Linked DNA regions of Mus musculus: all the other regions are linked to region 4. Evidence: chromatin loops called from intact Hi-C (ENCODE). Cell type or tissue: heart. All regions are shown on one strand.

Evidence for each region. Peaks named below come from ENCODE experiments on the same cell type or tissue, not always from the same donor. Only the 100,000 strongest peaks of a DNase experiment are listed, where the experiment ranks them.
Region 1: it touches region 4 in a loop (2.4-fold over the local background); 3 of 42 quality-filtered maps call a loop at or near these places.
Region 2: a loop joins it to region 4, with 2.7 times the contacts of the local background. A loop is called at or near these places in 3 of 42 quality-filtered maps.
Region 3: it touches region 4 in a loop (9-fold over the local background); 3 of 42 quality-filtered maps call a loop at or near these places.
Region 5: a loop joins it to region 4, with 2.4 times the contacts of the local background. A loop is called at or near these places in 3 of 42 quality-filtered maps.

What each region holds. Positions count from the first base shown.
Region 1 is chr16:91,430,593-91,435,592 of GRCm38, reverse strand. No RefSeq gene overlaps it. Among named protein-coding and RNA genes, the nearest start is that of Il10rb, 27 kb to the right of the region's middle. In heart, no CTCF peak of the experiment used is centred here; a DNase peak (open chromatin) is centred at 1,892; H3K27ac peaks cover 1,177 bases.
Region 2 is chr16:90,321,161-90,326,160 of GRCm38, reverse strand. No RefSeq gene overlaps it. Among named protein-coding and RNA genes, the nearest start is that of Scaf4, 39 kb to the right of the region's middle. In heart, a CTCF peak has its summit at 3,062 (motif pointing left); a DNase peak (open chromatin) is centred at 2,960; H3K4me3 peaks cover 254 bases.
Region 3 is chr16:91,021,576-91,026,575 of GRCm38, reverse strand. It overlaps Paxbp1 (PAX3 and PAX7 binding protein 1), which reads left to right. Exons shown (of 18, transcript NM_026110.2): 11 at 881-1,080; 12 at 1,285-1,429; 13 at 3,117-3,238; 14 at 3,831-3,907; 15 at 4,459-4,525. Among named protein-coding and RNA genes, the nearest start is that of Synj1, 13 kb to the right of the region's middle. In heart, a CTCF peak has its summit at 3,003 (motif pointing left); no DNase peak of the experiment used is centred here.
Region 4 is chr16:91,071,165-91,076,164 of GRCm38, reverse strand. It overlaps a transcript of 4932438H23Rik not described here. Among named protein-coding and RNA genes, the nearest start is that of 4932438H23Rik, 4.5 kb to the right of the region's middle. In heart, a CTCF peak has its summit at 2,445 (motif pointing right); a DNase peak (open chromatin) is centred at 2,454; H3K4me3 peaks cover 440 bases; H3K27ac peaks cover 248 bases; H3K27me3 peaks cover 1,066 bases.
Region 5 is chr16:91,438,866-91,443,865 of GRCm38, reverse strand. No RefSeq gene overlaps it. Among named protein-coding and RNA genes, the nearest start is that of A930006K02Rik, 24 kb to the left of the region's middle. In heart, a CTCF peak has its summit at 2,187 (motif pointing right); a DNase peak (open chromatin) is centred at 2,235; H3K27ac peaks cover 2,891 bases.

The DNA.
Region 1 (5,000 bases), 360 kb before region 4:
TTAATGTTTGTCCTTCATACACATGTACACACCCCCACACATGCATCCCCTCACACCCACACAAGGAAACCTGGGTTCACACAAATACACATGTGATCTCCTTTAAACATTATGTCATCATCTTTGTGTTTTTTACATGCCGCCCAGGGAGTCACCTGGGCTGTCATGTTGTAAGAAACTAAAGCCTGCATTTCTGCTGCTTGCACCACTGAAATCCTGGAGGCCAAATGATCACAACACTATCCTCTTATCCCCATGGAACTGGAGCAGTGAGCAGATTCTTCACGGAAGAGTTGGCACCAAAGCTGAATTCTCAGGAGGATGCTATGGCTTGGCTGTGCTGGATGTTTGCTCCCCAGTAAGGCAACAAAGTGGGGACCTTAGAGAAATGGAGTCTATCAGAAGGAAGTGAATTAGATCATTAGGACTTGTGATGGTTTGTACATGCTTGGCCCAGGGAGTGGCACTATTTGGAATGGCCTTGTTGGAGTAGGTGTGTCATTGTGGGCATGGGCTTTAAGACATTCATCCTAGCTGCATGGAAGCCAGTATTCTATAAGCGGCCTTCAGATGAAGATGTAGAACTCTCAGTTCCTCCTGCACCATGCCTGCCTGGATGCTTCCATGCTCCCGCCTTGATGATGATGGACTGAACCTCTGAACCTGTAAGCTAGCCCTAATTAGATGTTGTCCTTATAAGAGTTGCCTTGGTCATGGTGTCTGTTCACAGCGGAAAAACCCTAACTAAGACAGAGCTCTACTCTGCTAACAAATTGATTAATGTTTTGTGGAGATGGGTCCAGCTTTAGGAGATTACACTAATTGTTTTAACTCAGGCTGGGACCTTCTCCAAATCTCTCTTCTGCCTGTCTGCCAGACAATTTGATTCCTTTGGCTAGCCTTATCAGGGCCAAGAGGAAGGAGTCATGACTTTGAACTACCAGAATGTCAAGCTAAGTAAACTTCATTCCCCTGGGAAGTACCCAGCTTTGAGCATTTTTGTTACAGTGAGATAGAATGGATTAAGCTGGATGGTGATTACGTGTTTTCAGCATGTGCCCATCAAGAGGTGGGAGATGGAGGTGAGCCTAAAAGCCTTCTGACTAACCACTGAACTCTTTGGAGAGTATGAACAGAGCCCTAGCTTCCACAGATCCCAAGCAAGGTTAAGAAGGCCACCAGATAGCATTTGAGGCCTGCAGCAACACTTCTCTGCTTTCTGTCATCCACCCAGCCCGTGCTTCCAACAATGCGTTTAAAGGCATGACATCATTCTCTCCCTCCTGTGTGTTGATAAGGAGGTGACTTGGCTGATCTTCATCATCAACTTGACTCCATCGGAAATCAACTAAAACCCAAGCAGCTGGGACACCTGTGAGGCATTTTCTTGATTAGAATGGCTAAGGGGTGATCCACCCTAAATCTGTATCAGTTGAGGTTGGGAGACCCATCCTAAATGTGGGCCACACCTTTTAGAAGATCCTGTCCTGGTTGTGACCTTCTGCCGAAGGCCATCACAGGCTTTCTTATGGGAGCCATCAGAGGGATTAGGGCCATTGGGGACCTTCTCTGGAAGACCAGCATTGGAGTACCTCTCAAAGAGGTTAGAGAATGGGAGGGACATAGGACAACCTGGAAATAAATGTGTGGGTAAAAGTCCAGTATGTGGACGCCCAAGTGTGTAGCTCCAGGGCTGTAATGCCCTTCCATGTTGGCGTCTGATGGCTACAAGAGTTCTTCAGGACTTGTCCCATCCTGAACATTCACAGTTTGAGGGCAGGACCAGATTAGAAGCTGGTTTCAAGATCCTGCCATGAGTCAGCATGGCCAACGCTTCTGCACGGGGCTGTAGAAGAGCCTCTGAATGTTCTCTTCCTCACAGGAAACCCCCCTTCCTTTGTGTCTTTGTGTATGTAAGTGCCGGGGCACTTAAGATGAACGCTGACTGTTGCAGCTGAAGGTTGTCTGCTCTCAGCACTTAGGGAAAGTGCTTCCTGAGGAGGTTCAGGCAGACTCTCAGGATGACAATCTCACTGGAGTCTCTCTGTTATCTCTGAAGCCTGCAGGGCTGAGCTGTTTTGTTTTATGTATATGAATGTTTTGCCTGCATGTATGTATGTGTACTATGTGTGTGCCTAGTGCCCTCTGAGGTCAGAAGAGGCCCACAGATCCCCTGGACCCGCAGTTATAGATGGTTGTAAGTCTACATGTGGATGCTGGGAACTGAACCCCTGTCCTTTTTAAGAGCAGCCACGGTTCATCCACTGAGCCACCTCTCCAGCCCCTTAAAATAACATTTTTTTAAAAAATTAAAATAGAATTACATCACTTTTTAACACTTTCTCTCCCTTCTACGACCCCTCCCACTCCATTCTCCTTTTAAGAGAGGGGCAGGGTGAGAAGAGCTGAGGGGAGCCACTGGTCCCTGTCCTGGAGGAAGTCTGGAGGCCGGCATATGCTTTGGTATGCTAATAGGCATCACAGTTAGCCTTTTGTCCTGAGTTGCTTAAAGACCTAACAGCTTTTACTGCTGTTGAAGGCTGTAGATTTACTTCACAGGACCTACTAGGCAACACAGCCAGAGAAGTAAGACCAGGACTGCTAGAGGTCCCCCCAAAACAATCTCTCTGGGTTACTCCCCAGGGACAGCATGGAATGGCTCACAGTCCTTGCCCTAGCCACACCCAACGCACCTGGTCATGCAAGCATAAGCTTGAAGAGTTCTTCGGCCCCACACCCAAGGGCTGGTCTGAGGAGTTAATTCAACGGGGGAATCTTGAAAATGGGGGTCACCATGTCCCCTGGATCCACTGAGAATTATGCTAATATTGGCCTTGTTGCTATTTGTAGGTCTGCCCACCACTCTTCCAGAATTAGAAGCTTGGCACAGAGAATTCTCTTGGGCACACGCTGGTTTGCCAGGAGGGGTCATCTGCTTACCCTTGTTGCTTATGCCTTGTTTGTTATACATCTAGATATTGGGTCTTCTAATCCCCCCTTGTAACTGTCAGTCTTACACCTCCAACCAAACAGACTGCCAATCCTCTTGTGTTGGCCAGAGCCCTAAACTCTGCAGGACATGTGCACATTTTTATATAGCAGAATCACAATCTAATTACTACTTTTGTTACCTAGCTGATCCCGGCAGAAGATACATACCCGCTTCATAAAAAACCCAGGTGAATCCCCAGTGGGGCCCAAATGGGGAAATCTGTGCATTTAACACAGCAGTTACTAAAATTGTAACACTTGGTGTGTGTCCTTGGCAGGGCATCTCCTCAAATTATTCCTCCGTCTGTTATTGGGATCCTCGATCCTGAATTGTATGGCTTGATTCATCACTTCATGCATAGAGGCTTAAAGCTACAGGAGGCTTAACTTCTGAACTTCACATCAGACAATTGGACAGAAAGATCCCACCCACACAGCCCAGCCAAGGCCTTTGATTGGATGAGCAGACCTAATTAACAAGCTATAGTGATAGGTAGCTAATACACAGGAGTATTTTATTCTCATGTCTCTGTGCAGCACAGTGTGTTATGCTAGCTTGATAAAAAACCTGTGCCTAACTTTACAGCTATGCAGGAGCAGAGGGAGTCAAAGCCTTTCTTAGTAAGCTGAGTTTGCTTGCTTGTTAAAGACTCCGCCCCTTGTCTGGGAACTCAGACTCTCTCCAGAAGCTGCCCAAAGGAAAGATTTTCAGAGCTGTCTAGACAAGGTCATGCTGCAAAACTTGTTTCTGTTTGCTACGAAAGATTCCTTGTACCTGCCAGAAGCTTATGTTATTTGCAAATGCCTGAACACCTTTACTAGTTTGCACATTGTAATTGTTACCTGAAGAATACCTACCTACAAAGCCGTTGGTTCCCACAGTTTCTGTTCTTCTAGGTATACATAACTAAACTCCCCTGAATGATTCTGGGATGCAGAGACCACTTCCAGATGCTCACATTAAACAGAAATATGGTACTGCCTGACCCATGGAAGGCTGTGAGAAATTGTAGGTCCTGCTAGACCTTTTCAAAGTATCAGCTGATGTGTGCTGGAGGATTGTGGGTTGTCTGGGATGCCGGCTTCCTTCATTTGGTACCTTTAATTCATTAGGCCAGGCTTGTTCTTGGTTCTCTGTATTCTAAATACAACCCTCCTATTACATGTCACGTGTAAATGTCAATGGGTACGCAGAGGACGAAACAGTCAGCCTGGGTTCATGATGGGTAAGAAGTTTGGTAATGGCTCAATGGTTTCTTCCCTGTCAGATTGACGAGCTATTACGCTATCCTGAAAACTGCTGTTCGCTTACTCCAGCTCATCCATGTGAGATCCTTGGAATGAGCCTTCCCGGCCACATGGAACATTACATATTTAATGAAATAATACTTGTCATCCATATGCACAAAATGTGATGTTTGGCCAATGTGGGGAATTATGAACCTGAAGCCGTGACTATGAAGACTGATTTATTAGGACTTCAAATGATGTGGGATGTTCAAATGTTGGGATGTTGCAAGCCCAGAGACAAATTACCTTGGGTTATCATTGCTCCCTCCTTAGCCATCTTTGCTCTCCTCTGTGTGTGGTATAGCATCCTTGTAACCTTTAGGTAAATCCCTTGGAATGCTCAACAGATCCCCCTGCCCCCAGCTTTACACCAACTTAAAACATTCTTTCCCTTCCCTGACTTTCCCTTCACCGAGACAGGGTTTCTCTATATAGCCTTGGCTCTTGGCTGTCCTGGAACTCGCTCTGTAGACCAGGATGGCCATGAACTCACAGAGATTTGCCTGCCTCAGTCTCTTAAGTGCTGGGATTAAAGGCTTGCGACACCACCACCTGGATCAGGTGCTCTTATGAACTCTCAGACTATAAATTGTCTGATGCTCTGAGTAAAGTTGGCTATCGAATGAGACTTGAGTCTGTATCGTTTTTTAGGCTCCGTTCTCCCAGATTCATACCACAAACTGGATCAATAAACAGTTAGTCACTTGGGACATATGGGC
Region 2 (5,000 bases), 750 kb after region 4:
AAATAAATAAAGTCATGAAGGTAGGAGGGTGACTTGTGGGTAAGAAGGGACTCAGTGGAGAGAGCAAAATAAATACACGATATATAGCTCACACATACATATTATACATTTACATATATGCATATACAATACACACACATTTACACACATGTGCACACAAGCGTGCACATGACATTGTCAAAGAGTTGCTTCATGGAGTATTAAGGTTACTGTTTGTCTCTGTTGTAAACACCATTTAATGTTTATTTTCCCTTCAAATAAGTCCAGCTGTAAGGGGATGGCTGGTTTTCAGATTTTGATTTTTCTGTGCTGTTTATGTTGTTTTGATGTAGGGTATTGCTATCTAGTGTAGACTGGCCTGGAAATCTCTATGGAACCCAGGCTGGTCTCAAACTTATGATCTTCCTCCTCCTCTACCATCCCAGTGCTGAGACAAAAGCAACTTAAAGAAAGGAAGGTTGGCTTTGGCTCACAGTTTGAGGTACAGTCCCTTGTGGCAGGGAGGGGCTGGCAGCAAGAGCCAAAGAAACATCGAGGACAAGGAAGAGGACCAGAGGCAGCTGCACTACGAGGAAATGGAGAGGGATGGAAGCTGGAAGAGATGCCTTCCCCTTTCCTCCCTTGCATTTGGTCCAGGACCACACGAGAAGCAGACTAAAGAGCTCCAGAGAGCACTCGGGACAGATCATCAGGGAAGGAAGGCGGCATAGAAAGAACAGTGGCAGAGACTCCAGAGGACGAAAAGCTGTAAGATCAGAAAGTGGAGAGTGTGTGTATAAAGACTGCAAGACCAGCCACTGCAAGAGATCAACAGCACTGCTGGAGGCTATAAAGACCTAAGGGACTTAAAACTGGAGAGATGGCTCAGCGGTTAAGAGCACTGACTGCTCTTCTGAAGGTCCTGAGTTCAATTCCCAGCAACCACATGGTGGTTCACAACCATCTGTAGTGAGATCTGGCACCCTCTTCTGGAGTGTCTGAAGACAACTACAGTGTACTTACATATAATAAAAATAAAAATAAAAAAAAGACCTAAGGGACTCAACACTCAGCATTCAGGAGCTACAACTCTAGAGAACCACTGGGCATTAGCACTCTAAGCCTAGAGTACTAAGCCTCTGCCCCTAGCCCCTAGTAGAGTGAGCCTCCTGCTTAGAAAGCTCAGAGCCTTCAGTCTCCAGTCCTCAAAACTTAACAGCTCTAGGCCTCTGGATTTGCAAGGCCAGCTTGTGACTCGCTGGGACTCAGGGTCATCAATGCAAAGGGACCTGTCCCTTTCTGTTCATGATTTCTATACAGACAGCAAAACAACATCTATTTATGACAAGAACTCAACAAGAGTTGGCCCTTTGTAACACCCACCCAGGAGTAGACTCCACAGGTGACATTGATGCTGATCGATCAACTGATGTTTCCACCCTCGTTTCACCAAGACTTAGGATCTGACAGAAGCAAGCAATGACTACTACGGCAGGTTTAGTTCGCTTCCGCCATGGAAGAATGCATCCTGATCTATCGCAAGTTATTAACCTTTGCACCTGCAGATCACAGCAGTTTGGAGGACAATTAAGAACTGGGCAAATAAAAAATGATGTGTGTGGGTGCTCACGCCAATGGTGAAAACAAACCGTTTGTGAACACGAGGCTCTCCTCTACTTTCTCCCGCCCCACCCCTCCGTTTCCACGTCCATGCTCACCCAGAGTTCCCTATGCCAGCTCAACCAAGAAGGAGGAAGTCAAGGTTAGCTTGAGGGGGATCTTCTTGGTGTGCGTGTATCAACCTCACTAGACTCGTAACCCTACACCAACACTCCTGAATGGCCACTAAAACAGTAGGCAAGGAAAACCATCCTATATCCTATGGCGGTGTCTCTCAACCTTCCTGATGCTGGTATCCTTCAACACAGCTCCTCATGTTATGCTGACCCAACCATAAGATTATTTTGTTACTGTCTCATAACTGTAATTCTGCTATTGCTATAAAGAGTAATATAAATATCTGAGGGGCTGGAGAGATGGCTCAGTGGTTAAGAGCATTGACTGCTCTTCCAGACGTCCTGAGTTCAAATCCCAGCAACCACATGGTGGCTCACAACCATCTGTAATAAGATCTGGTGTGTCTGAAGACAGCTACAGTGTACTCATATACATAAAATAAGTAAGCAAATATCTGATATGCAGCCCCCAAGTCAGTCATGGCCCACAGGTTGAGAGCTACAAAGTTGGTCTTTGTGTATTTTTCTTTTTTCTTTTTTTGGTTTTTCAAGACAGAGGGTTTCTCTGTGTAGCCCTGGCTGTCCTGAAACTCACTCTGTAGACCAGGCTGGCCTCAAACTCAGAAATCTGCCTGCCTCTGCCTCCAAAGTGCTGGGATTAAAGGCATGCACCACCATGCACAGTTCTGTGTATGATATTTTATTGCCCAGTTTTTGCTGGATGAGGAAGCTTGACATTACATATTACTAATTATTTTGTTAAAAGATTTATTTATTTATTTTATGTATATGAGCACACTGTAGCTGTCTTCAGACACACCAGAAGGGGGCGTCAGATCCCGTTACAGACGGTTGTAAGCCACCATGTGGTTGCTGGGAATTAAACTCGAAGAGCAGACAGTGCTCTTAACTGATGAGCCATCTCTCCAGCCCATACATTATTGATTCTTTAACAGTGGTTAATATTAAGTTGGCCAATCAGGAGCCCGGAGGAAAGAGACTAGAAAATCAGCATCAGGGAGATTTAAGGAGTCACAGGATGGGCATCTAGACACGTGTCTCAAATGTATAGTCCACAAAGACCTTCACTCCGTGGTGGTAAAGGTGAGGCACGGTGGAGATCAACCCTGTAGCTGCCAGTCAACTCTCTCCCAGCCAATGAGTGACTCTTTGGTGGGCTCATGCACAGGACTGACTGGAAATCAGGAATGGAATCCGTGAGTATAGTCAAAGCTGCAGGCTTCCTTCTTCCCAGATGATCTGATTAACTTCCTATCTCAGGCACGGGATCCAACATCGATAGCTTTCAGCCCTTGCTAGTGCCTTCTCGAAGGGACCAGCCTGCCCCCTGGTGGTGGATGGGCTTTCATCCACCAGCCCTTTCCTTTACAAGGCAGACTTGCTCTGGATTTGAACTAGCATTCACACCTACTGTTGTTAGAGTAACATTACCACTGCCACACACAGTGTTGCTAAGCAACACACATTTCAGAAGAAAAATAAGTCAATGGGATTCTGTGTGTGTGATTCTGTGACCTACACTGTACAGTGTCCCTCAGAACTAGTTGGGCAAACAGGCACACATAACACACACACACAAGAGAGAGAGAGAGAGAGAGAGAGAGAGAGAGAGAGAGAGAGAGAGAGAGAGAGAGCGAGCAAGCGAGCAGACACAAATACACAACAATGCAATGTCGAAAGTTGGTTTTGGTCTTGCTTGTCTATCAAGAAGTGGGAGGGGCTGGTGAGATGGCTCAGTGGGTAAGAGCACCCGACTACTCTTCCGAAGGTCCAGAGTTCAAATCCCAGCAACCACATGGTGGCTCATAACCATCCCTAACGAAATCTGACTCCCTCTTCTGGAGTGTCTGAAGACAGCTACAGTGTACTTACATATAATCAATAAATAAATCTTTAAAAAAAAAAAAAAAAAAGAAGTGGGAGGGCTGCTGCCCCAACTGGAGCCTGTCAACAGGTGGAAGAACATCACAGATTCATGGGCCATCTTCTAAAACTGCCATGTTTATGATAAAGGTCTAACAGGAGGGACAGTATTGACCATCAAGATGTGAAAACTACCTGGGGTGAAGACTGTATTGCTCCAGCCAGTTCTGCTCCTGCAGAGTCCAGTCCAGATGAGGGGCTGGCTGATTTCAAAGGGAACGTAGCAACGGGGAGGGAGGATGCATCTGACAACGTAAGGCTCTTAGCCAGATGTGAAAAAAAAACAAAACACTATTAATTCCTCTCACTGAAACATATAGGCTGATATCTTAACAAGTTTTCTTCTCTGTTTATTTCGCTGTTTTTATTCTATTCATTTATTTAAATGTGTGTGTGTTTGTGTGTGTGTGTGTGTGTGTGTGTGCATGAATGCACTTTTGCACATGCCAGGCCATGCATGTAGAGGTCAGAGGTTAGAGAGTGAGTTCTCTCTTCTCACTACATGAATTCTGGAAACTGACCTACTGCTATTAGGCTTGGCAGCAGGGCCTTTACCCACTGAGCCACCACTTCAGCCCCATTTCATTGTTCTTTTAAAAAAATTATGCCAGGCAGTGGTGGTACACACCTTTAATCCCAGCACTTGGGAGGCAGAGGCAGGAAGATTTCTGAGTTCGAGACCAGCCTGGTTTACAGAGTGAGTTCCAGGACAGCCAGGGCTACACAGAGAAACCCTGTCTTGAAAAAACAACAACAACAAAAATATATATATATATGTGTGTGTGTGTGTGTGTATGTATATATATATATTATGTATATGAGCACACTGTAGCTATCTTCAGACACACCAGAAGAGAACATCAGATCTCATTATGGATGGTTGTGAGCCACCATGTGGTTGCTGGGAATTGAACTCAGGACCTCTGGAAGAGCAGTCTTAACCGCTGAGCCATCTCTCCAGCCCCCATTTCATTATTTTATGTGAAGTGGGTAATGAGCATTACTACATTTACCCATGTGTGATGGTTTGCATGCGCTTGGCCCAGGAAGTGGCACTATTAGGAGGTATGGCCTTGTTGGAGGACGTGTATCACTGTGGCGGTGGGCTTTGAGAGAGCTCCTTCCTAGAGCTGCCTGGAGGCCAGTCTTCTCCCGGTTCCCTTTGAAACAAGACTTAGAACTCTCAGAACCCTCAGCAACTTCTTCAGCCTCACGTCTGCCTGGATGCTGCCATGCTTCCTGCCTTGATGATAATGGACTAAACCTCTGAACCTGTAAGCCAGCCCCAGTTAAATGTTGTCCTTATAAGAGTTGCCTCGGTCATGGTGCCTGTTCCCAGCA
Region 3 (5,000 bases), 50 kb after region 4:
TGAAGCTGTCTGGTCTGAAAGTTAAGGCTGAAGTAAGCTAGCTCTCAGCCTGGAGAGGGCCTCCTGGAGAGTAATTCAGCCGGGAGTAGTAGTTGGCACAAGTCTATGCTGGGCCTTTGTGAATGCTCCCTAAGTAGCTCACGTCCTCCCACTGACTGTGCTCATTTGGGATTATGTTACTTCCTTCATCCCCCACTCCACCCCATTGAGGTGTGCTAGGAATTAAATTTAAGTTCTACTGAGCTATATAGTCTCAGCCTTTTAAAAATAAATTTTAAGACAAGTTGTCTGAATTACCCAGACTGGCCTTTAACTTGTGACTCCTGTCTCAGCTTTCCTGTGTTGCCAGGCCCAGTTTCTCTGACTTTGGATTTTTGAAACAGGGATTCACAGCCCAGGCTAGATTCTGCTCATTTTGTGCCCAAGCTGACTTTCAACTTGTTACCTACTCAAGCTCCTGGTCTTCTTGCCTCTGCTTCCTAAGTACTGGGATCACAGATGTGTCCTGCCACACCTGACTTCCAACATTGTTATATTGAACATCTTGGACATGGGGAAATTTGAAAGAGTGATGCTGTCCAGCATTGGTCCAGATTGAAGATGCAGATACTTTCCTGCCTTTCCTTGTCTTTGTGTGTGCGTCTATTTCACTCTAGACATCATGACGACACTTCACCCATAAGACTTGGGTCCAGTTCTCCTGTTTGCATGTGGGTTCTGAAGAGGGTTCTCAAGCAGTGGGCGTGGGCTCGAGCACCATTCTCTGCTGAGCCATTCCACCCGTGACAAGAGTCTACTGCTGTGTCCTGTGAGCACGGTAGTGTCCTGCTGCTGCGGGTCTGCTGCTCTAAACTTTGTTTGTTTGTAAATTCTTTTCTAGATCGAATTTTGAAAGAGTCTAGCAAAGTTTTTGAAGATGTCCTTGAGAGTTTCTATTCAATTGACTGCATTAAAGCACAGTTTGAAGCATGGCGTTCAAAATACTACATGTCCTATAAGGATGCTTATATTGGTCTTTGTCTGCCCAAACTGTTCAACCCCCTAATCAGACTTCAGCTTCTCACCTGGACTCCTCTTGAGGTGGGTGGTTCTTAGCAATGTTCAAAAGCAGTGTAGCTCAGGTGTTGGGTACTTTTTGCCGTAAAGCTACAAAGGGAGATACAGCATAGTTGATAATCAATTAAGATAAACTGTATCTGATACTAATCTGTTTTAAATAAGGTTTTTTAAAATCTCTCCTCCAAAAGTTGTAAGTGTTTGAGTAATGTTTGTAATATGTTTTAGGCAAAATGCCGTGACTTTGAAACCATGCTGTGGTTTGAATCTCTGCTGTTCTATGGCTGTGAAGACCGAGAGCAGGAGAAGGATGAGGCTGACGTTGCTCTGCTGCCCACCATTGTGGAGAAGGTCATTCTCCCCAAGCTGACAGGTAGCCGGGGCGGGGCGGGGGCGGGGCTCAGCACGTGGGCTTTCAGATGTGCCTAGTGTTCCTAGACCAGTGACCATTTTATCACAGACGTTACATAACCAATGTTAGGTGTCAGGTGTCACCTGGTCCAAGGATGTTAGAGGATAGAAAAGGATTAGCTTGAGGCTTGAAGGCCACTTTACAGGGACCTATACTTGGAGCAGTAATTGATCAATAGGTTTCTTTCAGAGATTCAAGATTGCTTGATGCCAAACCGAATATTATGAGGGAGTCATACACATCTCTTTTGACAATTATCTTGAAAGATTAGCATTTACTGATACAGGAACCTATTTTAAACTGAAAAAAAAAGTAAAAGTGAAATTTAAATAGAAATTTTGGTTGTGTAAATAAGATCTGGGATGGAGGAGCCTTCTCCCCCTCTCTTTTCTCTGAGTAACATGCGCCTCTCCACATTTCTCCCTCAGAATCCTTAATTCATAGGACAAAGGATGATCAGACACAGTGCTGCCCTTCTGTAAGGCCAGCAGCTGGTGGATGTGCCACGGCTCCAGCATTGATACTGACCGAAGGCCGCTAGGGCTTCACTAAACCCTGGCCTTTTTTAAATGAACAAATTCTGAAGTTTGTATTATAAAGCACAAAATAAATACTGGTATTTATGAGTAAAGAACTAACTATCTGGCATTAAAAGTAAGCTGTGGAGATGGCTCAGAGGTTAAGAGCACTAGCTGCTCTTCCTTCCAGAGGACCTGAGTTCATTTCCTTTTTTTTTAACCTAGTAAAGATGTTTTATTTTAAGACTTAGTTTTATGTTGTTGTTGTATTGATTTTTCTTTTCTTTTTTTATTACTTTCTTTACATTTCAAATGTTATCCCCTTTCCTAGTTTCCCCTTCGAAAATCCCCTATCCCCTCCCACCTCCCTCTGCTCCCCAACCCACCCACTTCTGCTTCCTGGCCCTGGCATTCCCCTATACTGGGGCATAGAACCTTCACAGGACCTAGGGCCTCTCCTCCCATTGATGACTGACTAGGCCATCCTCTGCTACATATGCAGCTAGAGCCACAAGTCCCACCATGTGTTTTCTTTGATTGGTGGTTTAGTTCCAAGGAGCTCTGGGGGTACTAGTTAGTTCATATTGTTGTTCCTCCTAGGGCGCTTCAAACCCCTTCAGCTCCTTAGGCCCTTTCTCTAGCTCCTTCATTGGGGACCTTGTGCTCTGTGAGCATCCACTTCTGTATTTGTTCAGCACTGGCAGAGCCTCTCAAGAGACAGCTATATAGGCTCCGGTCAGCAAGCTCTTGTTGGCATCTGCCATCTGTCTGGGTTTGGTGGGTTTGTGGTGGTTTATGGGATGGATCCCCAGGTGGGGCAGTCTTTATATAGTAGTTCCTTCAGTCTCTGCTCCAAACTTTGTCTCTGTAACTCCTCCCATGGGTGTTTTGTTCCCCTTCTAAGAAGGATTCTGAGCTTCTGGGGTAACATCCATTAATCAGTGAGGTCCGGAGTTCAATTCCCAGCAACCACATGGTGGCTCACAACCATCTGTAATGGGATCTGGTGCCCTCTGCTGGCCTGCAGGTGTACTTTCAGCCAGAATGCTGTATGCATAATAAATAAATCATTAAAAAAAAAAGCTGTCATTTTTCTACATTTTAACATCTTGTCTTTTGTTTCTTAATAGTGATAGCTGAAACCATGTGGGATCCCTTTTCTACAACACAGACTTCAAGGATGGTTGGAATCACAATGAAATTAATAAATGGCTACCCCTCAGTAGTCAATGCAGACAATAAAAACACGCAGGTACTTCAGGTCCCATGCTTGGCAAGGTTGTTTTCTTCTTTTGAAAATGAGCCAGAGTTTAAGAGAATGGGTGGTTATCCTGAGTCAGCCAGGCTGCTGATTCTCCTAGTTAGGTAATCTGGCTGTAAAACCTGAAGTATGTACAGTTAGCTGTTAGTTTTCAGTTGTACAAATTTCCATGGAAGAAAGATGCCATTAGTCTACTCAGTAGCACAGCCCACTTCTGGTTCTCCCAATCAAACATTCCAGTAAAAACTTTGGGGGAGAATAGAAAGTAAAACCAGTAGATTAGTTCATAATTGATAATTGGGACTTAAATAGCATATTTTAAAATAACCAGATACACTTACAGTTAATGCCAACCGTAAAATCACTGCTTTCACTGAGCCGATCGGGAAAGGCTTTATCATTGTTGGGTCTCAGGTAACCTTATGTTGAAATAAAGTATGTTGATTTTAAATTTTCATATAGTAGATTTGGAATATTAAAATTGGTAAATGACTGTATTGATTACTAATTGTTGAAAGATTATCTGGTAGAATTGTATTAAATTTTTTTAACAAATTCAAATGTACTTCTTCTCACTCCGTAGGTATACCTTAAAGCTCTTTTACTGAGGATGAGAAGAACTTTAGATGATGATGTATTTATGCCCCTATATCCCAAAAAGTAAGTAAGCCATACGAACATGAGATGCAACATTCTATATTTGCTTTCAGGGTCTAGATTAGAAAAATAAAGGTGGCTTGACGTATAAACTGTGCCTGAGTAGTATAAAATTACCCAGAGAGGTGGAGGAATTGTTTTGAACAGAATATAGCAAATAATGTTCTTAAAATAGTTTAAAATTGAGTTGTTGTTTGTTTCCTTCAGTATATTTGACTTCACAGGCCTTCAGACTCGCTCCCTTCCTCTCTCTTCCCTCTTTTTGCAGCTCCCTCTTTCCTTCTCTCTGTCTTCTTTCCTCCTATCCCTCTCCCCTCCCCTCTCTCTCTCCATCTCCCTCCCTCTCTCCCTCTCTTCTGAGGTGAATGCTAAGCTGGCCCTCGTGCCAGAGCCTCACTGCTGCTGCACACTGCTGGGTCGTTTTCCTGACCCCGTTACTTGAGGACGTTCTTACTGATCAGAATGAAGCAGCATTTATCTTACTGATCGGGATGAAGCGGCATTTGGCATTTATTTACTTACAAACATTTGATTGTGCTTCGTTTCTCTTTCAGTGTCTTAGAAAATAAAAATTCTGGGCCTTACTTATTTTTTCAACGACAGTTTTGGTCGTCTGTTAAGGTATGTAATCAGAGACTATCTAAAAATATGTAATTTTTTTGGACTTCATGTACTATATTTTGAGACAATTTTTGTCTTTTATTAACTCAGGTTTATATCTCTGAGACATACACACACTTTCATTTTACAACCAAGTATTATTTCAAATGTTTATTTCAGTTTGATATTTTCACAGGGAATTTTGAAAGTAAGGCCTATGCAGTCTCACAAACTGTTCAACTATAGACCACAGCTTAGTGAAAACAGAACGTAGCGCATTGAGCAACTAGAGCACTCTCTTCTCCCGAGTCGGGGCAGCATGGCTGGGACAGAAGCCTTCTAGGAGGTTTACAGCACAGCACAGTTTGTAGGTAGACAGCCCACTGATGAGAAAGGGCCCCAGGGAGCCATTGGGGATCCTCTCCCTCCCTGGAGGTGATCCTGGAGTGTGATGCAAGGGACTTAAGTAGACTCCAGGTAAAGGAGAGCGGGTGTG
Region 4 (5,000 bases):
CACCTTGGATAAGTCATAAAAACAATGACACTTGCAGGAAATGTCCTCCAGGGTTTGCTATTTTCTTTCTTGGCAAAAAATTTTCTTAAATTGTTATTATTATATATTAATTATAGGCAGTCATGGTTTTTATTATTTTTTTGGTTTTTATTATTATACTTTTATACATGACATAATGTATTTTGATCTCTCCCTGTTTTATATATACCGCCCTGCGGGACACAGTTATTCGTGGGTGCAAGGGGGACCGCAAACCTGGAAGAAAATGGGATTGGAAGGGGAAGAAAAGCCGAAGACCAAGTAGATGGTACCTATCAAGGTCTCCGTTTATTAGGCTGAGATGCCTGGTTTTAAAGCATACATCGAGGGGAATAGGGAGGGGTCGAGGGGAAATTTAACAAAGAACAAAGAAGTGGGCATCTGCTGACATGAGGGCCGAAGTCAGGCTCCAGGCAGAGGGCACTCTGCATCTTATCTCTGGAACATAGATCCTCCTTAACAGCCTTGGGGTGTCAGGCCGGGCTCAGCGTGTAACTCATGTCCTTGGAAGTCATGAGAGTTCAGGGAGAGATAAGGAAGAGGGGACTATAATTCAGCTTTATAGCCTCAGGTGCCAGGAAGGGAACAGGGAGGAGGGAGTGACAACCGGCTCCTAGCACAAGGCCATTTGGCCTGTAAGGGTGGGAGATTGTGAAGGGCTCGCTTTCTCACGGTATGGTCTCTGAAAATATATATGCACATACATAATATATTTAATATATGTAATATAATATATAATATAAAGTATAATAATTTTATTGTTATACATGCATGCATATATATTACATATATGTGCTTTGATCTCGCTCTGTCTTACCTCCTTTTACCCTCCTCCTTTTAACCCCAATCTCCTTCCTCTTCCCAACTATGCTCCTTCTTTGCAATGTGTGTATATGTATGTGTGTGTATGTGTGTAGGGATGTGTGTATAAATATGTATATGTGTTGTGTATGTTTATGTGTGTATATGTTGTGTATGTATGGGTGTGTGTATATATGGGTGCATGTGTGTATGTGTATGAGTATGTATGTGTGTATGTGTTTTGTGTGTATGGGGGTGTATGTATATATGTGTGTGTAAGTATGTGTGTGTATATATGGGCGCATGTGTGTATATGAGTATGTATGTGTTGCATGTGTGTATCTTCCCCAATGAATATTTTAAAATCTGCTTACAAGAACATAGATATAATTTGTTTACAAGAAATGGCCACTTCACCAGTGGCTACACCACTGAAGAAAATGTCTCTCTGTCCCCCATCACCTGTTACCTGTGTCTAAATCCTCATGATAGGGCCCCGTGAGCCAGTGCCCCATTCTTGACAGGGTCCTGACAATCTGGATCCCGAGGAGATGGAGTGCAGTGGTCACAGCTGCTGTGAGTTTAAGCGTGCCACAGCCCTGTCACGACTGTGTGTGGGCACCCACACCACTCCCCTCCCACCCTGCAGCTCTGACATTCATTCCAGCTCTTGCTCTCCCACATTCCCTGAGCTGTGGAATGGGGCAGCACAGGTGCCCATTAAGGAATGGTATTAAATGGTGATCTACTCTCAGTACTGTGACCAGTTGTACGGCTCCGCAGTCACAGCTGACAGATGCCAAGGCTTCTCTGAGTAGAGCTGAAAGCAGTAGCAACCTATTGGCATAAAGGCGGTTATTTGAAGGGCGATTGGACAGGCACATCATGTTCATTTAGCAAAACAGCAGTGGCTGGCGGCTTCCACACCAGGGCTTGTGACCTCCCCAGCAACAAGCAGCCCCATGGCAGATTTGACACTTGTACCAACAGGTTCATCTTGACTGGCTGGCCAATGTCATTGCCTACAGTGTTCACACCTGCAGAAAACTTAAATGACAATTTCTTAGTCCGGCACTGTGACGCTTAGCCAGCATGGAGGGGAAGAGCTATTCTTTTTGTTTTAAATATCTGTTACCTTTTTATCTCTATATATGTATGTGTGTGCATGTACATATATGTATATATGAATGTATGGGTGCCCTTGGAGGCAACCAGTGGCAGTGGCCATTGCCTGTATTAGAAAACCAAACTTCTGACTTGAAGGCAGTTTCTTAGGAGAACTTCCGTGAGAATAGAGAGAAGATGAGGGAGCTATGCAGTTGGTCTTTTCTGCCATACTCCTGCATGCCAGATGCTGCTGCCGCTCTCACCAAGACAAGAAGCTGGGCCTTGTGTCTGGTTGTGCCACATCAGTATTCCAAATACCAATGGCAAAAACTTTTACTGTTTCATGGATAGCACCTGTCACCAAGATTCAGCATTTCTACTTACACTTGAGCATGTCCAGTAGCAATAGGCTACAAGTGTGTGGACAACCACATAACAACAAGGAAGGAAGAATGGGCACCAAGCCATTGGGACAGCAGGGTTTAGGTCTGACCGTGAGAATCAAGTATCGCCAGTAGGTGGCAGACTTGGTCAGAAATTCACAGTCTCTCTGGGGCTGGGGCCTTAGCCTGCGACTGGCTGTGAGTGCGTGTGCGCTCTTGCTCTCGCGCGCTCTCTCTCTCTCTCTCTCTCTCTCTTGCTCGCTCTCACGCTCGCTCTCTCTCTCTCTCTCTCTCTCTCTCTCTCTCACTCTCTCTCTCTCTCTCTCTCTCTCTCTCTCTCTCTCTCTCTCTCTCTCTCTCTCTCTCGCGCGCGCGCGCGCGCACACACACAGACACACACACACAGGTTTGAAGCAGAATTTGAGTGGATATTCACGGCCCAGGTAGTTTGGCAAGTATCAGGATGTGAATATTTCAGTAGGTGAGAAATAAAGATAACTGGGAATGGCCGAGGGCTTTAAGGGAGAGGTGCAGTCCCCACAACCAAGGCCATAGTTACTCGCTTGGGAGATGGAGTTTCATTATGACATTTTCACACATGTACGAAATACATCTTGATCTTATCATTAACTCAGCCCTTGCTGCTCACCTGGGCCAGGGGCCTCGTCACTCAGCAGGCTGATGCCCCAAGAACATACCACACTTAGCTAAACATACAATCTGATGAATTTTTGGGAACTGAGTTCAGTGGCCTGCCCCAGTTTCTGGCCTTCCATAGATTAATCTGTCTATCCGGTTACATTGGCTGGCTAATGACCTGGCAGTTTGTCTGTCAGATCTCCTACTAGCCCCTCCATCTTGGACAAATGTTTACAAGCTGGGCCTTTTGCATAGTGGGGGTTCATAAGCTAATAGCCAGCTGGCAAAGGGGGCACAGGTTTGTGTTCTTTACCTGAGCTGGTGCAATGTGTTATCAAATGCGGGAGATAATCAACTTGTACAAGGGAAAGTTTGCTCTTTGTTCAGGATTGGAGGTTTCTGTTCATGGTTTTTAACCCTTGACCTTTGAGGTCTGAGATGAACAATGTATCATAGTGAGGTCTGAGATGAACAATGTATCGTAGTGAGGTCTGAGATGAACAATGTATCATAGTGAGGTCTGGGATAAGCAATGTATCATAGTGATGTCTGAGATGAACAATGTATCATAGTGAGGGCTGGGATAAGCAATGTATCATAGTGAGGTCTGGGATAAGCAATGTATCATAGTGAGGTCTGGGATAAACAATGTATCATAGTGAGGCCTGGGTTTAACAGTTTATCCTAGTAGGGAGTATGTGGCAAAGCCAAGCCATTCACAGCATGTGGTGAGGAACTGCAGGAGACACACCCATTTAAAGGCCTCTACTCAGGTGAAGGTGACCTTAACCACAATACAGGAAAGAATTTTAGGACAAGTCAGCATGAAGCAGAACTTGGTTTGTTAAGTAAAGACCATAGAGTCAGGTTTAAGCCTCCTGAGTGTTCAGAAACGCATCCTTAGGTGACCTCCCAAAAGCTACATATGTATTCTGTGGGTTTTGAAGTCACGTTGATCAAAAGACTGAACAGAGTTTACAAACTAAGTGAAGTCTGGCTCAGCATGGCCCACACACTGGTAATTCCTGTACTCAGGGGGCAGACAGAACACTGTGAGTTCAGTCAGAGCTACATAGTGAGACCCTGTCTTTCCCTGTCGCAAAAGAAGAAAGTTGGGCCAGCAAGAAGACTTGGTGCGCAAAGGTGCCTGCCATCCTGAGTTCAATCCGTAGGTCCCACATGGTAAAAGGAGGGAACCACACACACACATACACACACACATACACACACACACACACACACACAGAGAGAGAGAGAGAGAGAGAGAGAGAGAGAGAGAGAGAGAGAGGTAATACAAACATTTTAACATTTAAGAAAAATCTATATGAAATGTGATCTTTCTTCTTTGCCAACCTGGATTTAGAATCACAATGGAGTCACCTCTGGGCATGACTAGGAAGGGTGTCAATAAAAAAAAAAAAAACTTAACATAGAAGGAAAGAGCCACCCTCATTGGGGGATTGGGGGATTGGGGAAACATTCCACCAGCTGAGGTCTCAGCCTTGTGAATCCCACCACCATAGCTCCCATACTGAGAGTCAGGAGGAGTAAATGAAGTTTTCATAAAGTTTTCAAATATGTCTAAAGAGCTGATGCTCCACTATGCTTGTATAAATAGTGTGTGTTTTCTTTGCTGAGATTTGTGTGACAGACTTCATGGAAAGTTATACTTCTCACCTGACTACTTACTCCAGAAAGAGAACCCACAACAGTAACCCACAAAGTAACAATTACCCTGGTATCCAAATGGCGAACAGGTAAGTTTTTATTGGGGTTACTGACAGGAATGGAGGTGAGGGATGCTTCTAAGGCACAGGGGTAGCAGGAAAGGACCTGCATCACAGAAAAGCCCGGCCCAGCACATTGGGTATGAAAGCTGGAGCCGAAGCTCTGCACAGCTTACAGCAGCTTCCCAGGCCGGCCAGTTGCTCCCCGGTGGTTGACTGCTTCAGTACTGCTGGGGGGGGGGGGTGCCCTGGAGCGTCTTCCCAGTTCCTGTTCCTCCAGATGCATGGCCTTCCCTTTGCCTCC
Region 5 (5,000 bases), 370 kb before region 4:
CTTGGGGAACATCCAGGGGCTGTACCTTCCAGGGAGAAACGCTCTAAGTCGGGGTCTCACAGTTTTTACTAGTTTTGTTTTTCTCTTGCATGTGTGCTTTGGCTAACTATAGTTTTTTTTGTGTGTGTGTCTTGTTTTGTTTTGTTTGTTTTTTTGTGTGTTTTTTTGTTTTATCTGCATGTATCAAAGACTCTACTCCACATGTTCACTTGTTGTGCCAAGAAAACTTCGGTTACAATTTTAAAAAGATACATTAATTCAGTCCTCATTCTGAGTACTAACTCTGTAGAATGAGTCATGCCAGGTGCTACCACACAGGGAGGAGTAGCAGCGACATAGAGAGCTGCTCCCCAGTAGCACTGGTGGGGCAGAAAGACACGGCTCCAAGGTGATCAAAGGCCTCTAAAAAGAAACGGAGTTAACTTCTGATTTCCTGAACAGGTCTGAGTACCGAGTGAATCCAGCTAGCTGAGAATTAAAAACAGAAGTAACCATTTCCCAGAAAACACTTGTCCAAGCCTACTGGGTTTAGCCCGAGGAGCTGTGGAATGAACGAAGGAGCCAGCTAGCTAGGGTTGTTTCCGCTGCAATTTATTTTGGGGTGTGTATGTGGTGGGGTGAGGTTTGCTGACAAGAGCGTGGTCCTGGGTGCCAGCAGGATCAGTGGATTCTCAATTTTGAGTTGCAATGGGGGCAGCATTAAGTAAAAGTGGCTAAGACAGACTTCATCCAAATGAGATTGCACCTGGTTTATCTTAAAGCCAGTATCAAAGGGGACAGGCACGTTCCTGGGACGGAGAGTGCCAGCGTCACTGTCCCCTAAAACTCTGCCTATGCTGCCAATGGTTTTATTTGTGGCTTGTTGGGGGAACTGTGCATGGAAAACTGACTAGGGCATTTCCATCCCCCTCCACCCCCATGGCTGCAAGGCTGACATCCATAGTGACAGAAAAATGGGGTGCTTTGAAGTTAATCCAGCCACTGGAGCAGGGGGCCCTGTGAAGAAGCACAGTGAACCTGTGGGCAACCCAGGCAACCCGGGGTTGCAGGCTAGAGCCAGCAAAGGAGGCCAGGGATGGGGAGGAGAGGGAGAGAGTTTGTGTCTTGGGCCTTCTGTAAACAGGAGGACACATTCTGCCAGGACATCTTGGTGTCCCAGAGGACACCCTGCTGGTGTTGACCGTGACCCTAACACCTTGAATACTCAGAAATTCTTTTGCCTTGCCTTTGGGGGTTCTTCCTGCCTCCACTCCCTGGCTGTGAAGTTAGCAGCTTTGCCCACATCCTATCAGCACAGCCAGAGCCTCAGCACAGCCACCCACACCATGCGGCTCCAAGGGCTCTGTGGCTGCTTGTTATTCTATGTGGGAGATCCCTGTAGAAGAATAGAGGACCTGGCAAATAACGAGCTTTTAATAGGTAGTGCTTTTTCATCAATATCACATTTAAAAAAAAAAAAAAAAACATGTTCAGTCAGGATGTGATGGTGCATGCCTCTTTTTTTTTTTTTTTTTTTCCGAGACAGGGTTTCTCTGTATAGTCCTGGCTGTCTTGGAACTCACTTTGTAGACCAGGCTGGCCTCGAACTCAGAAATCTGCCTGCCTCTGCCTCCCGAGTGCTGGAATTAAAGGTGTGCACCACCATGCCCGGCGATGCATGCCTTTTTATCTAGCTCTTAGAAGTCTCAGGCAGGAAAACCATGACTTCAAGCCAACCTGTGTTACGTGGTGAGACTATGCTACCTTAAGAGGCAAGAGAAAGAAAACAAGGTTCCAAGCACATCTACGAGGAAGACAACTGTTATCTTAATTCCCCAGACCTTAGAACTCATCTTTGAACTCCTGGATCTCTCCCTGTGAGGCCCCTGCAGGCTCCACAGGGGAGGCGCTCACGATGCCCTATCAGCAAATGCAGACAGCTTCTCAGATGGTTGGGAGCTGCATAGGCAGTGTCCCCTACCTTGGCACCAAGAATGTGACACCTAACGAACACCACCCTTTCTGTAAGCCTGGACAGAAAATGTTATTCATGAGAAAAATAGAGATTGCTGAGACCAAATACCAGCACCAGTTTGCAAGGCCTGAGCAAACTTTTAAAGGGTCTATTTGTTCTTATTTTATAAACATTTGCTTGAATGTATGCTGAGTGTGCACCACATGCATGCCTTGTGGCCAAAGAGGTCAGAAGAGGGCCTCAGCTCCCTGGAGCTGGAGTTACAGGCAGTTGTAAGCTGCCACGTGATTGCTGGGAAGTGAGCCCAAGTCCGCTTCCAGAGCCACGGGTGCTCTTGACTGATAAACCACCTCTCTAGCCCCAGAAGTCACTCTTTGATTTGATTAAACAAGCAAACATGACCATTCGAACGCTTGTTGGCTCACGTAGTCTTTTTGCTTTGGGATTTATTTACGTTATTTGTGTTTTTCTTTTGCCCCACCTTTTAAAGAAAAAAAGTCTTTTTCTCTCTTGTAGGAGTGGTCTTGTCTCTGAATAGTTCTTTTTAGTTCACTTTCACCTTTCCAGCAGGGGTTTAACCTGTCCACTGTGGCCATCTTAGACCTGGTAACTTGTGAGTGTGGGGGACTGCTTGCATAACTTTGGGTTCTAAGCTTGGCCAGCTTTCTTTACTAGGTACCAGTGATAACCTAGCCAGCTGAGACAGTCAACTGTGTTTCCAGGTATTTCCTCACGTCCCCTGGGGGACAAAACCAACTCCCATGGAGAAACACTTCTCTGGTAATGAGAGTGCTCTAGAAATTTGAACATAGTCAACTCCTGTGTGTTTCAGAGAGGTCACGTGTAATTACTCTTTTCCTCCCAAGCAACAAGAAGGCAGAGATCCTTGGATTTAAAATTTTCCCCTTCTGAGGCTAATGAGGCCTTAACCCCAGACAAAGAGCTTCAGACAGCGAAGGGATGTTGACAGTGGGAGTCCTCCCCGGGAAAGTGCGCAGCAATTTGTTATCCAGGACCAAGGGGCCAGCCCCGAAAATGTACATACAAATGCAATCATATAGACTGAGCAGGTCACATTTAGGAATACACACACACACACACACACATGTATACACAGACACATATACATATACACATGTAACAACATTTTTAAAAAGGAGAGACCATGAACTTGAAGGAGTGCAAGATGAGGAATACAGGGAGGTCCAGAGAGATGAAAGGGAAGGGCAAAATGTTGTGATTATATTATATTCTCAAAAATGAAAGAAAAATGAAATGATATAATTAAGCAAAAAGTTCTTTTCTTTCATTTTAGTTACTTTAAATAACTACAGTTGTTCAAAGTTAAAAAAAAAAAAACCAAACTGTATTTTTTAGATGGGTGTCATGTAGCCCAGGCTGGCCTCAAGTCCACTATGTAGCTCAGGTTGACCTTAGCTCCTATCAGTTTTCCAACTGTCTCTTGGGTGGGGTAAAGTATGGTCCACCATGCCTGGATTTTATCTTTAGTTGCAAAGCTGTCTCTATTTGTTGTGTAAAACATAAACATTTAAAATGTGTATGCATTATGAGATGACTAACTTAATTAACATAGGTATTATTCTATAGATAAGATTTAATGTTGCTATAATGTAAAATTTGTTCTCTTAGTGGCTTGCAAACAGTTTCATATTCATATTCTTGATCATGGGAATCAAGAGGACCCTGCTCCAATGCTATACTATAGAGGGCTTGTTTGAACTGTTGCTGTTTGATATAATGAACCAATATTTGTTTTGATTGGCCAGTGTACTTCCCAGGCTTTTCCTGTATTCGAAAATAGCACCCCTTCCCTCTGAGGTCAGTTTCCTTCTTCCTAAAATAATGCCAAAGATCTTTAATAAAGGTCCTTTGAAATCAAAGCCTCTCGCTTTTGTTTGTCTGAGTCTTCATTGTATTTCTTTTCCTGGCATTTTTGCAGTAATTTTCCTGAAAAAAAAAAAAAACACGCAGTAGCGTAAACAAGGCCAGGTGGACTGGGTTTGAATGCATTCAGGAGGAATTCCACCCCTCCAGGCCTCTCTGTAAGGTTGTGTTTCCCTTCAAGAAAGTCTGCCATCTCTGTTCTCCATATCCAGCAGGTTCACTCTCACGTGATCTCTCCATTTTTGCATCTTGAACAGATTGGGGTTTGAGATTTCTAACTTGTATCTATTGGCCATTTAGACACTGGCACTTTGCCTTTGCTGGATAGTTTGTCTGCTCTTCTCCGACTCTGGCTAGCCTCATGACAGAGCTCCTCTCTCCTTCCTTGTCTCGCATTGCAACTGTCTTTCTGTTCTCCTCCCTGCTCTGGAAAATCATTAGTCTTAATAGCAAGATGCTCTGCATACAGACAACACACTTTTGCCTAGAATATCCTAAATATTCTACTCTAAAGCTATTTAGTTAGACAACATTCTTAAGATATGATTTTAGGATAACTGTATTTCTGCAAAGATACAGTTTATGAAATGCTAGTCTCTTATACTGTGAAATATTTTTTAGGTGAGCGTCACATCAGGAGAGATGGCGCAGAGCAGTAGTTTGCTCTCTGGAATGTGGTGGGCCTCCACTGATCCATTGGAGGTGGTATGAGAAGAAAACAACAGACAAACAAACACACAGACAAACAAACAAACTGAGGTCTTCCTACCCCAAACTGCCTTTGAACTTGAAAGGAGACAACATCTTCCCTGGGTTGACAGCCTGGTGCTCTGTAGTGAGAATTTTGGTTTCTTTAAAAACAAAGAAATGTGATGGAAATATGTTTTTGTCCCAGGTATGGGATGTGGGGTTGCTTCCGGATGTTCACAGCAGCAGACTATGATTTACCTCGTGCTCTGGCAGGGTCATTTTGCCAGTTGCAAATAGTTTTTTGCAAGTATATGACATTTGGAATTATGGGGACTATTGAGAGAGTATATAAATGCAAGGGTCCTGATCCTGAGAGGGGTGTGGGTGCTGCTGCTGCTCTTCCCGCTGCTGTCTGCTGGATTCTGTCTGCTGTGTCTGCTGTCTGCTTTCT